Regions from separate parts of the Homo sapiens genome. Here region 1 is linked to region 2. Evidence: chromatin contacts called from ENCODE Hi-C or POLR2A ChIA-PET data. All regions are on one chromosome and are shown on one strand. The core of a region is the stretch at or near the end of the contact, and the rest is flanking DNA. Distances in the headings are between cores, read along the strand shown.

The links. Hi-C counts contacts between places; a loop is a spot of excess contacts on that map. ChIA-PET counts read pairs that join two places held with the same protein, here RNA polymerase II (POLR2A). Pooled maps may share reads with other maps.
Region 1: a map of IMR-90 shows a loop between it and region 2 (6-fold over the local background). The contact joins the enhancer-like site here to the promoter of TEAD1 in region 2. A Hi-C loop is called at or near these places in 8 of 168 maps with a recorded cell type or tissue (IMR-90, MCF 10A, cardiac septum and 5 more) and 6 of 50 pooled maps. POLR2A ChIA-PET finds 5 or more read pairs at or near these places in 4 of 52 experiments (AG04450, IMR-90, MCF 10A and 1 more).

The regions. Positions count from the first base shown.
Region 1 is chr11:12,537,134-12,542,150 of GRCh38, reverse strand. No RefSeq gene overlaps it. Among named protein-coding and RNA genes, the nearest start is that of TEAD1, 130 kb to the left of the region's middle. Within about 2 kb of position 2,395, at least 7 of the 41 ENCODE cell types and tissues checked have a DNase peak (open chromatin) inside an H3K27ac peak, as active enhancers do; they include IMR-90, endothelial cell of umbilical vein, mammary epithelial cell and 1 more, where a contact is called at or near this core.
Region 2 is chr11:12,671,286-12,676,469 of GRCh38, reverse strand. It overlaps TEAD1 (TEA domain transcription factor 1), which reads right to left and starts at 2,049. Exons shown (of 13, transcript NM_021961.6): 1 at 1,636-2,049; 2 at 909-1,061. RefSeq lists enhancers at 1-407, 408-1,222 and a silencer at 2,058-2,357.

The sequences.
Region 1 (5,017 bases), core at 1,146-3,645, 130 kb after region 2:
TCGTGCAAAGAATGTGGGCGTGGGAATCACACAGACCTGGGTTGGATCCCACCTCTGCCACGTGCAAGCAGTGCAACCTTGAGCAACTCACTTACAACTTCTTGGAGGCTGTTTTATCATCTGTAAAAACATGAAGTTAATCACACCTACCTCAGAGGGTGCTGTGATGATTAGAGAAAATGCTTACATACAAATAACATTCAAACATGTCAGCAGTTTTAATATCAGCCCCAAGAATGGAGGGAATGGGGGGTCAGAGGTCCCTGGAGCCAGCTTTGCCATCAACGGGCTCTGTGACCTTGGGCAAACTCTCTCCCCTCTGCAGTGGTGGGGCTAGATGCGATTATTTCTAAGAACGCTGAGCGTCCCACCTCCAGGATTCTTCTTTCTCTTTTCTTTTCAAGCAGCCCCCGTTCTGGTCTCAGGGAGGCAGGTTCTGAGATGGAGGTATATGAGCAGGTGGCTTACTGGGGAGTGAGCCCAGGAACAACACCAGTGAGGGAGCGAGAGCTCAGGGTGAGGAGCTAGGCTGTGATATGCAGTGAGGGTGGCCTCAACTGCTCCTACCTGGAGCTCTGGGGCTGGAGGGAGGATCTTGAAAGAGCCTCTTCCCTTCAGAGATGTCCAGATGGAAGAAAGTGTATGCACTGACTGTGTGCACCGACCAGTCCTTGGGTGCCCATGCAAGGGCGTGTCATCTTGGAGATAGGCTCACATCTTTCTTCAGCAGGGCCTATCATGCAGTGGGAGGCAGCTGGGGGTGTGGAGGGTAGGGAGAGAGGGAAGAATGAGTGCCTTGGCCCTCAGGGCCACCTGGGCAGGGGGTACCACAGCATCCACTGCACAAGCCCTTCCTGCTTCTAGACTTCTCTAGAGTGGAGATTCAGTCTGCTGGCTTCTCAGTCTTGGACCTGGCCTGCCCTGGCCTTCGCCAGCAGGGGAGAAATCAGTGTCTGTCCACGAATACTCATCCACTGTCTGCAGCTGCCAGGAATTCTGAAGGCAAAAGCTAAGGAATTCAAAGCATCTATGACTTAGCAGGATTGTTCCAAAACTGCAGACTTCTCCAAAGAGCCTTCTGGATTTCATTGTGAATGCTTCTCTCAGTTCTTAGAACATAGCCAAGGACTCCCGCCCCTCACTTTTCAGGGCTGTCCTCTGGCTGCTGGGGTCAGTGGGCCTTGGTGAGCTTGCCTGGGGAATGCGTGGGTGTTTGGAACCCTTGCCTTCCTGCCTAAAGGTAAGATGCTTGGAAGCTGGAGTCAGACAGTTCTACCCCTTTCTACAGGGTTATTTTGGCCACTCCACTTAACCTATCTGGGCTTCTTTGCTCATCTCTAACATGGACTTGGTACTACCCTCAGAACCTAGGGACGTGGCTTTTCTGGAGGCTAAAAACAGAACATCTTGAGCAGATAAACATGCTGCCTTCTGGTAAATATGTAGTTTGAGTGGTAGCTACTATCTTTCTATATATTTTACCTCCTGCCCCATCCCCAATCATAACTGATTGGTCCAGGAGTGGGCATTAAGAATTTATTTGGAGCCTTGTATTGGCATCCTGAGCTATAAAATTTGTACAAGGCTACAATGGCAAGCAGCTTTCCTTGTAATATTCCTGTCTCCCTCCCACTCTCCCAAAGACATCACTAGTCAAAAGGCAATGGGGAGAGTGCTGGGTTGATTAGTAATGTCTGCCATAGATATGTGAGGAGCAGAGGAAGCATGGTACTATTTGCCAACCCTGGCCTAAGGCTTGCAGGAATAACGGTAGCACTAGGAACCCCTACTGCTGTGGAGCTTTCAGGTTTACAGAGTGTCCATAGCCACACTATTGTTGAGCCTCTTCACCAGCCCTGGGTTGTGGAGTGGCCCTCCTCGGTGTGGGATGATTACTCTCATAGTTGGAGCATAGGTTCAGGAGAGAGGCCTGAAGATGGCGGGGTGGGAGACACTTCTGAGCCAGGCAAAATCAAACCAGGATTCAACAAGTGACAAGCCCCCCTTACATCCTCACTACCGACGGAGAGGCTCAGAGGTACAGTGATTTGCCCAGTATCAGACAGCTAGCAAATGCCAGGCTTGAACATAGGCCCTTTGCCCCTAAATCAAAGTTTTCAGGGGTTCTGGCTATCCTAATAAAATGTGCTTGCACTCTCTCCCCTGGGCTTCCCCTGAGTCGAGTCTCTAGCAGTGTAACCTGACTGCAGATTTTCACATTGGGAAAATCCAAGAGAAGAAACTTGCTGCCTGTGACTTGTTTTCTCTCAGTCCCTGGAATTTGATTTTGTAAAATGATCTCATAGGCTTATTATAAACATGCATTGATGTACATCTTCAACTTTTGAAACAGCCAGTGTGAGTAAAGCTGAGTCACGAATGGAGGAAGCAGAGCCTTTCAGTAAAGTCTATTCACATATGGGCACAGGCTGTGCCAGTGGAGCCGTGTGCTTCCAGGCAGGGCTCTGGGCTCAAGTAGGCCGTAAGTCAGGATTGCTGTCATCTTGCTTTTTCAGTCCCCTGTCTCTGGGTCTACTGGTGTTCCCAGCCACAGTCTCAGGAACCAATCTGCTGATGTGCAGTGTGGGGAGGTAGAGGTTCACAGGCAGGCAATAACTCAACAGCCCTGGAAAAGTTCTGTTATTAAAGACCTAGTATCTACCTGGAGCACCTGGACATTGTTTGATGACAGCACCCTCCTCCCTGGCTCTCTCATCCCTCTCACGGGCCTAAGCTCCTGCCTTCACCTGCCCTGCACAGCAATTGCCCAATGGGACTCAAAAAGCCCACTACTAATTCCAGCTGGTCCCCTGTCTGAGGCTGGCAGACTGGGCCAGCCCCCTCTGTGTGGTGCCATCTCCCCTGATCTCAAGCCCTGCTTGCTGCCTGTCGCTTAGCCCTACCTGCTGGAATCCTCCTTTCCCTGTACACCTGCCTGAACTGTGACCAGCTTGTGTGTTCCTGCCTATGAGACCTCAGCAAGCCTGGCTATTTCCCTGGGCCCAGCACTGGTCAGCTGGGGTGGTGCTGCAGACTCCAGCCTCTGTACCACCCATGTCCTTCCCTCTCCCCCCAACTCCAGTCCAGAAGCCGGGAGCTCAACCTGCCTCTAGCTTTCTACCCAGAGGAGGACAGCCCCCCAAGTCCCCACAAGGGCAGAGACAGGCCACTTGTTTGTTGGAGAGGAAGTGAGGCTTCCTCAGGCATTCATACCTGTGCCTCTTCCCAGAGTACTCCAAATAACCAAGTGTTTCGCATAAAAAGACACAGAGCATACCCTTAAAAGAATACTTCAAGGCTGGCACTTATAATTCTAGTGCTTTGGGAGGCTCAGGCCAGGAGTTCAAGACCAGCCTAGCAACATAGACTCTGTCTCTACAAAATAGAAATAAAGAATTAGACAAGTAGGGTGGCATGTGCCTCGAGTCCTAGCTGTTTGGGAGGCTGAGGCAGGAGGATTGCTTGAGGCCAAGAGTTTGAGGCTGCAGTGAGCTATGGTTGTACCACTGCACTCTAGCTTGGGTGATAGAGTGAGACCCTGTCTCTAAAAACAAACAGAAATGGAACAACTTCAGAGTTCGGATAAACCTCTTTGTTTAATTTCAGAGTTTCCTGCAATCAGTTAAGAAAAGCCCCACCACTCCCCCTCCGTCAATTAACTAGATAAATACATAAAGTCAAGAGGAAACAGTATTTGTGATGGTAAAAGGAATTTTGATTCACAGTTGGAATCAAACCTCGTTGACACTGATCATGACCTCACCTCTAGCCTGTGTGGTGTTGGGGAGCCAGGGTTAAAGGAATGTGGAGGCAGCAGGACATCCTGGAGAGAATGAAGACTTCAGAGTCAGACAGAGCTAGATTTGAAGCCAGCTGGCGAACCTCTGTTTTCTCTTCTGTAAAATGGGTAACTATAGCACCTACCTGACAGGTTAGCATCTACATGATGGATAGGTTTCTGTGCATGGTACATGGCTGGAGTCCAACAAGAATTTATTTCAAGTCTGTCTTTTTCCACTGGAGATCATCACTGAGTTGCGGTCTCCTGAGCAGAAAGGGGGTTGGCAGCCGGAGCATGTGTCTCTCTTGGAACACCCTAGGCTCTGGCAGCACACAGGTTATGCAAGGCACAACCGGAGGAGGAAGTAACAGGATCCTAGCAGTGACTGTTGTTGGAGAGGGTCAGACCAAGCTAAAGCTTGGAAGGAGATGCAGCCTGGTTCCATCTGGATCTGAATCAAGGGTCAGAGGGAAGTGTCAAGGCTTGGAAGTCACTAGAGCATAAGCGCATGAGGCTGAGAGCATGTCTGTTTTGTTTGCTGTGGATTCTCCCATGCCTAGCGCAGCATCTGGCATCATAGGCAGTGTTTAAATATTTATTGAACAAATGAAGAATAAATGAATTAGTGACAGCCTTATCAGTTCAGAGCCTGGTTGTTTCGGGAGTTCCATTTGAAAACAAGGCAAAGGAGAACAGCTGCTGGCAGGAAACAAATGTGGGAACCACCAAAGGTTCTGAAGATACACCATGTTTAAACGGCTAGAACCTCAACTCTGGAGCCACGTGGCCAGGACTCAAAGCTCTGTCACTTACAAGACATGGAACCTGGATCATGTCACTAAATCTTTCTGTGCCTTCATTATGTTTTTTATTTTTTAATTTTTTGCCTATAACATGGGGATAATAGAACCTACCTCACAGGATTGTTGAAAGGACCAAAGGAGATTATTTGTGTGAAGTGTACACTGTAAGTGCTCAATAAACACAACTGTTAGTATTAATTGAGAGGGATGTGAAATTAGCTGTGTTTCCAGAAGTTTTGGCAGGGAATACACACAGAATGGATAGCTTAAAGAGAAACTTCTTAATATAGTGATAGATTTTAGAGCATAGAAAGAAAAAAATATGGGGAAAAAAACCCTGCAACTAGTTAAGAGTCATTGCAATATCTGGGCATGAGAGGATGAGGCCTAGATTAGGGGACTAGTTGGGGGTCCACAGAGGGAGAGGACCAGT
Region 2 (5,184 bases), core at 800-3,299:
GCCTGAAGACTGTTCCCCAATCTGTGCCTCAGAGAAGCCCCTATCCGTAGAAGACCAGCAAGATTCACTGCAGCCTGCAGAGAAAGGAGCCCACTCCCGGCTGTGACTACACAGTGGATCACATCTCCCTGAAGGGAGGGATATGTCTACTCAGGTAACCATTGCAGGCAACCAGCGCACCCCAAGCCATCAGACCACCTGAACTTCCAAAAACAACCAAGGTGGAAAGCGGGGAGAAAGAAATCTGTGGTTGTTGTGAACTGATAAGGTTCTGCTCCTTTGCAATACGTGTAGTGTTTTTAGTATTTCTTTTTACTATTTTGAAATGTGGCAGGCTTAACAGACCTTTCTATCCCAAGACCTGGGCTCCTTCCAACGCACTGTTTTTAAACATGGCCTTTTTACATTCCCTGCTCCTGGAACATCATCTGTCTCTAAGTTTCCAGGGCTCACTGAGGTCAATTTTCATTTCTGCAAATCACAGGAAGCCACTTGCTTCTAAGAAGTTAACAAGCCTCCTGAGAAACGCTGGTGGCTGGTATTTCATTGTTTCATAAATATTTTTATATAGTGACACTATCCAACTTTAAATAAATCTTTTAAAAAAGGCAATTTAAAAGCAAAGAAAATTCTGATCTGGATTTCATTTATTTTCATGAGAGGGGAGGTGTGAGTCCTCATTGTTTTCGACTCATTAAAAATATTGCTTTGATTTTTTAAAAATACAAAAGTTATTTTTTTAAAAAGAAGAAAAGTCACAGAAGTTAAACTTTCTTTAAAGCGGGACTCTGGACTTTTGAAAACAAGTGTTGCTGTTACGAACAAAGACTAGAAGTGTACCCAGATTTTCTCCCCCCCGGGGATCATTTCTCTTCCAATCAACAAACAAATCCCCCAGTATTTCCTACCGAAAGGGAAGGGAAGTTTTCCAGGGAGAGTCTCCTCCTGGGTTTGGTGGTAACTGCGACTCAGTCTTTTTTGGACACAATGTTTCTGCTGACTCCTGAAAATTTTCCACTTGAATGTGCAATGAAGCGGCGGCGGCAGCGGCAGCAACAGTCCTGGAGAAGCGGCAAAGACGACCGTGCCCTTTTTCATCTTTGAGAAGAAGGAGCGAACCCCCCGCCAGCGGCACAAGTCTGCGCAGACCCGGGCCGGCCTCGGGGGTACCCGGCGCCGGGGGGCGGCGGCGAAAGCAGGGGGGTGCAGGCCGGCTCCGGGCTCCGAGGCGGCGGCTCTGCCCGCCCGCGCTCGCTCCGAACTTCTGGCTCCCCAGCGCACCCCGTCCAAGGCGCCCGAGGGTGTGTGCGTGTGTGCGCGTGCAGGCGGCGGGAGAGGGGGCGCGCGGGGGGCGCGGCGCGGCCGGCCGGGGGCCGCCTGTTGCCGCGCGGGCTCCCAGCGCGCGGCCCAACTTGGCGTCCTGGCAAGTCGCGCGGCGGCGCCCGGCCGCTCACCTCGGAGGGGGCGCGGGGAGGCGGGTGTGGGGGCCCGGCCGCGGCCCTCCGCGTGCCCGCCCGCCGTCGCACACAAAGCAGAGCCCGCAAAGAAAGAGCGGCCCGCGAGGGACGCGCCGCCGGCCCCCCGCTGCCCCGTGCGCCCCCCGCACCCCAGCATCCGCCCCGCGCGCCAACTTACCTCGGCCCAGGGAGCCACCGCAGCGCCCGGCGAGTCCGAGGCAAACTTCGGCGCCGCTTCCCCCGCCCTCTGCTCGGTGCCCGGCTCCCTCCCCGGCTCCCGGTCCCTGGGCCCGGCCACCCCACCCCTGCCTAGCACCGCTCCTGCCCCGGGGCCGGCTGGCGCGCTGGGCTGCTGCCCGCGCTCCGGGCAAAGGTGGAGGGGTGGGGGGGCGTCACTGCATGGCCTGTGCCTGGACGCGGCCGCCCCGGGCCCGGGCCCCGCCGCGCGGAATGGCCCGCAGGGTGGAAGCGAGTCTGCAAAGTGCTTGGTGGGCGCCCGCGGCGGGCGGCGGGGCCGCGGCGGCGGCAGCAGAGGCTCGGCTCGGCTCAGGCGGCGCGGCGCGGCGCGAGCGATGCTAAGAATGTTCGGAATGAGGACAGGAATGAAATGAACGCCAGGACCGAACTCGCTCCGGAGGGGTGGGGCCTCGGTGACGTCATGCGGCCTGCCGCCCGGGGCTGGAGGCGGGGCCTGCCGCCGCCGGTGACGTCATGGGGAATCGGGGCGGACCGGCGCGGCTGCTTCGCCGTTGGGGCGCGGGCTTTCGGCAGCTGGGCGGAGTCTCGCGCCCACGGGGGAGCGTGGCTCGCGCGGGAGCCGCCCTCCGTCTCCCGGCGCGGGCTCCGGGCTTTGTCCCGAGCCGGGGCGGGGCGGGGCGGGGCGGACGGGAGCTGCGCGGCTTGGAAGTCCCTGCGCTCGCGCGAAGAACTCTGGAAGCCTGGGTTTCTTCCAGGGGGCAGGCGCCGAGGCGGGAGTTGCGCGCGACGCGCCTACCGTGCCTCAGTTTCCCTAGTCCGGGACGCGGAAGCGCGGGTGACTGCGTTGAGTGCTCCCGGACTCGCGGAAGTCTGCAAGTGTAGGGTAGAGAAGTTGCCTTTCTGGTGATGCAGATTGTTGCTCTCGAGCGCGGTGGACGCCGTCTCCGGGCCAGATTCCCAGCCTGCCATTTCTTCTCTTCCCTTTCACTTTTATAAAAGTTCACAGCTCTCACTCAAGTCGAAATCTGTCTTACGGTTGGGAAAGGAAAACCTTTAGCTTAGCAAAGAAGGATAATTACAGAGTTCGTAATAAACCTGCCCTGCTAGCAAGGTCTTCTCCAAGTCAGTTAAAAAACTAAGTTCACTCATCTCTGCCGGTTGTACTTTTCAAAAGTAACTTCCTAAACTTTGAAATGCTGCATCCGGCGACTTTAAGTTAGCCCTTTCATTATTGAGAAACTTCATTTCATTATTAAAGGAATCATTTTAACCCTGCCATTGGAGGTAGTGACGCAAAAGTGACATAGACGCAGTCGGTAAATCAGAAAACGGGTAAAATCGACCCACTGGGGACAGAACCGTCTAAAGTTTCGGGTGATTGTTATAATTATTTAACAAACTGCAAAGCAGTTCCCGCACAGTGGACCTCATTCGTTCTAGGCACTTGGCTCTCTTTTCCAGCTGAGGCCTCAGGATTAAATAACAACATATTTTGTGCCCGAGGAATCCCTATATCCCTATATATGGGTAACTGAGGAGACTAGACTGTGACTGAGTGCAACACATTTCTACAAAACATAACTTTTACTAATACATTGTTTTCCTTTTTTTTAATTTTTTTTTTATTTTATTTTTGGAGACAGGATCTTGCTCTGTCACCTAGGCTAGAATGCAATGGTGCGATCTGGGCTCGCTGCAGCCTCGACTCCCTGGAATCAAGCCATCCTCCCTTTTCAGCCTCCCGAATAGCTGGAACTACAGGCACGCACCACCACGCCTAGCTAATTTCTAAAATTTTTTTGTAGAGATGCAGTTTCACCATGCTGCCCAGGCTGGTCTCAGACGCCCGGGCTCAAGCTGTCCTCCTGCCTCGGCTTCCTGAAGTGCTGGAATTACAAAAGTGAGCCACTGCACCCAGTCTTATTAATACATTTTTAATTTCAACTCTTGAAGTAATCGGAGTAACAGGCAGTTGTAAAAAATAATAATAAATCGTTTGTTCACTTTGCCCAGTTCTCCCCACTGGTAATGTCTTCCAAAACTCTAATACAGTATCACAATTGGGATATTGACATTGATACGATCCACCCATCTTATTCAGATTTCCTCAGTCTTACTTGTACGTATTCGTACGTGCCTGTGTTTAGGTCTATGCAATTTCCTGACTTGTGTAGGTACCACCACAGTCAAGTACAAGTGCATTTTATTTCTAATTCATAGGCAATGATAAGGTAATACAGTGAGGTTCACAATAATGAACCCAACCACCTTGGCACTGGTTTTTGGAAATGTGTTAGAAAACACATAATTAATTTGGCATTAAAACTGTACTAGGCATATCTCTCTCCAAATGTCATCTTCTAAAAGCACCAGATAAATTTCGATGGCAGTGCCAACCAGTTAGTAGGGTTTCTAAACCACTATTTGTTGGCCCAGTATACCTGGGCACCTTTCAGACTAGTTCCTGTCTTATAGCCACTTTGCAATACAATATCTCCCTCATTCCAGACTGAATTAAGGAAAAATTCCTTGGCCTGGAATCCAAAGTTCTTTATGACATGAGTGACTTTTTGACCAGTATTTTCTCCAACTTCTCCCGTGTGTAAATTTTTTGAGACTCACCTTAAAAACCTCTTCCTCCGGGAAGACTGCTAAACTAAATATTTCCTCTCTAGGACCCTTGAAGCTCCTTGCTCCAGATATGCTTCTTGTATTCTGTTAGTTACCAGCATATGTGTGTTATTGGTGTTATATTGGTGTTATATGGTGATGCCTACCTATCTGAGCCCCTGGAAAGTGGTCTGGGTCTCATGCAGCTAAGTATGCCCTGCCCAGGACATACAAATGGGAAGTGACTCTCATTGTCATCTCTCCACTCTTCCAAATGCTTTCACTCTCCTCAGCCACCTTGATCAATGCATAGGACCAGTGCATGGATTTAGGGCCCCAGCACCTAAGGGCAGGAACATTAAGTGCAACCCGCTAAAATGGCAGCAGATACCATATACTGCGTCCATGCTTAGCACTTGGCATTTTACATTTGCCATCTCAATTAGTTCTCACAGAACCTGTGTAAAGTAGTAATTAGTACCCCCAGTTTACACAAGGGAAAAACTGAGATGTTAGGGAGGCTATATAACTTGTCCATGGTCACATAGTCAGAACCTGAATTCCTTCCGACTCATGTTTATAACCTGTATTCATAACCCCTGACCTCTACTGTCACCAAAGCTGAAATGAATATAAATCAAAGCAGTGGAATGCCAGGCACTGATCTAAGTACTTTCCAGATATTACCTCATTTGATCCCCACAGCCACCCTATGAGGTGGTTACTATTATTAGTCTTATTTTATAGATGAACGAGCCGAGGACCGGAGAGATGAAATAACTCGATCAGGGTCATATATTTAGTAAGTGCAAAGCAAAAATTCAAACCCGGGCAGTCCAGCTCCAGATTTCATGCCCTTAGCCTCCCACTGTATTGTATTAGCTGCTCCCACTTAGCTATTGTATTAGCTGCCCACTGC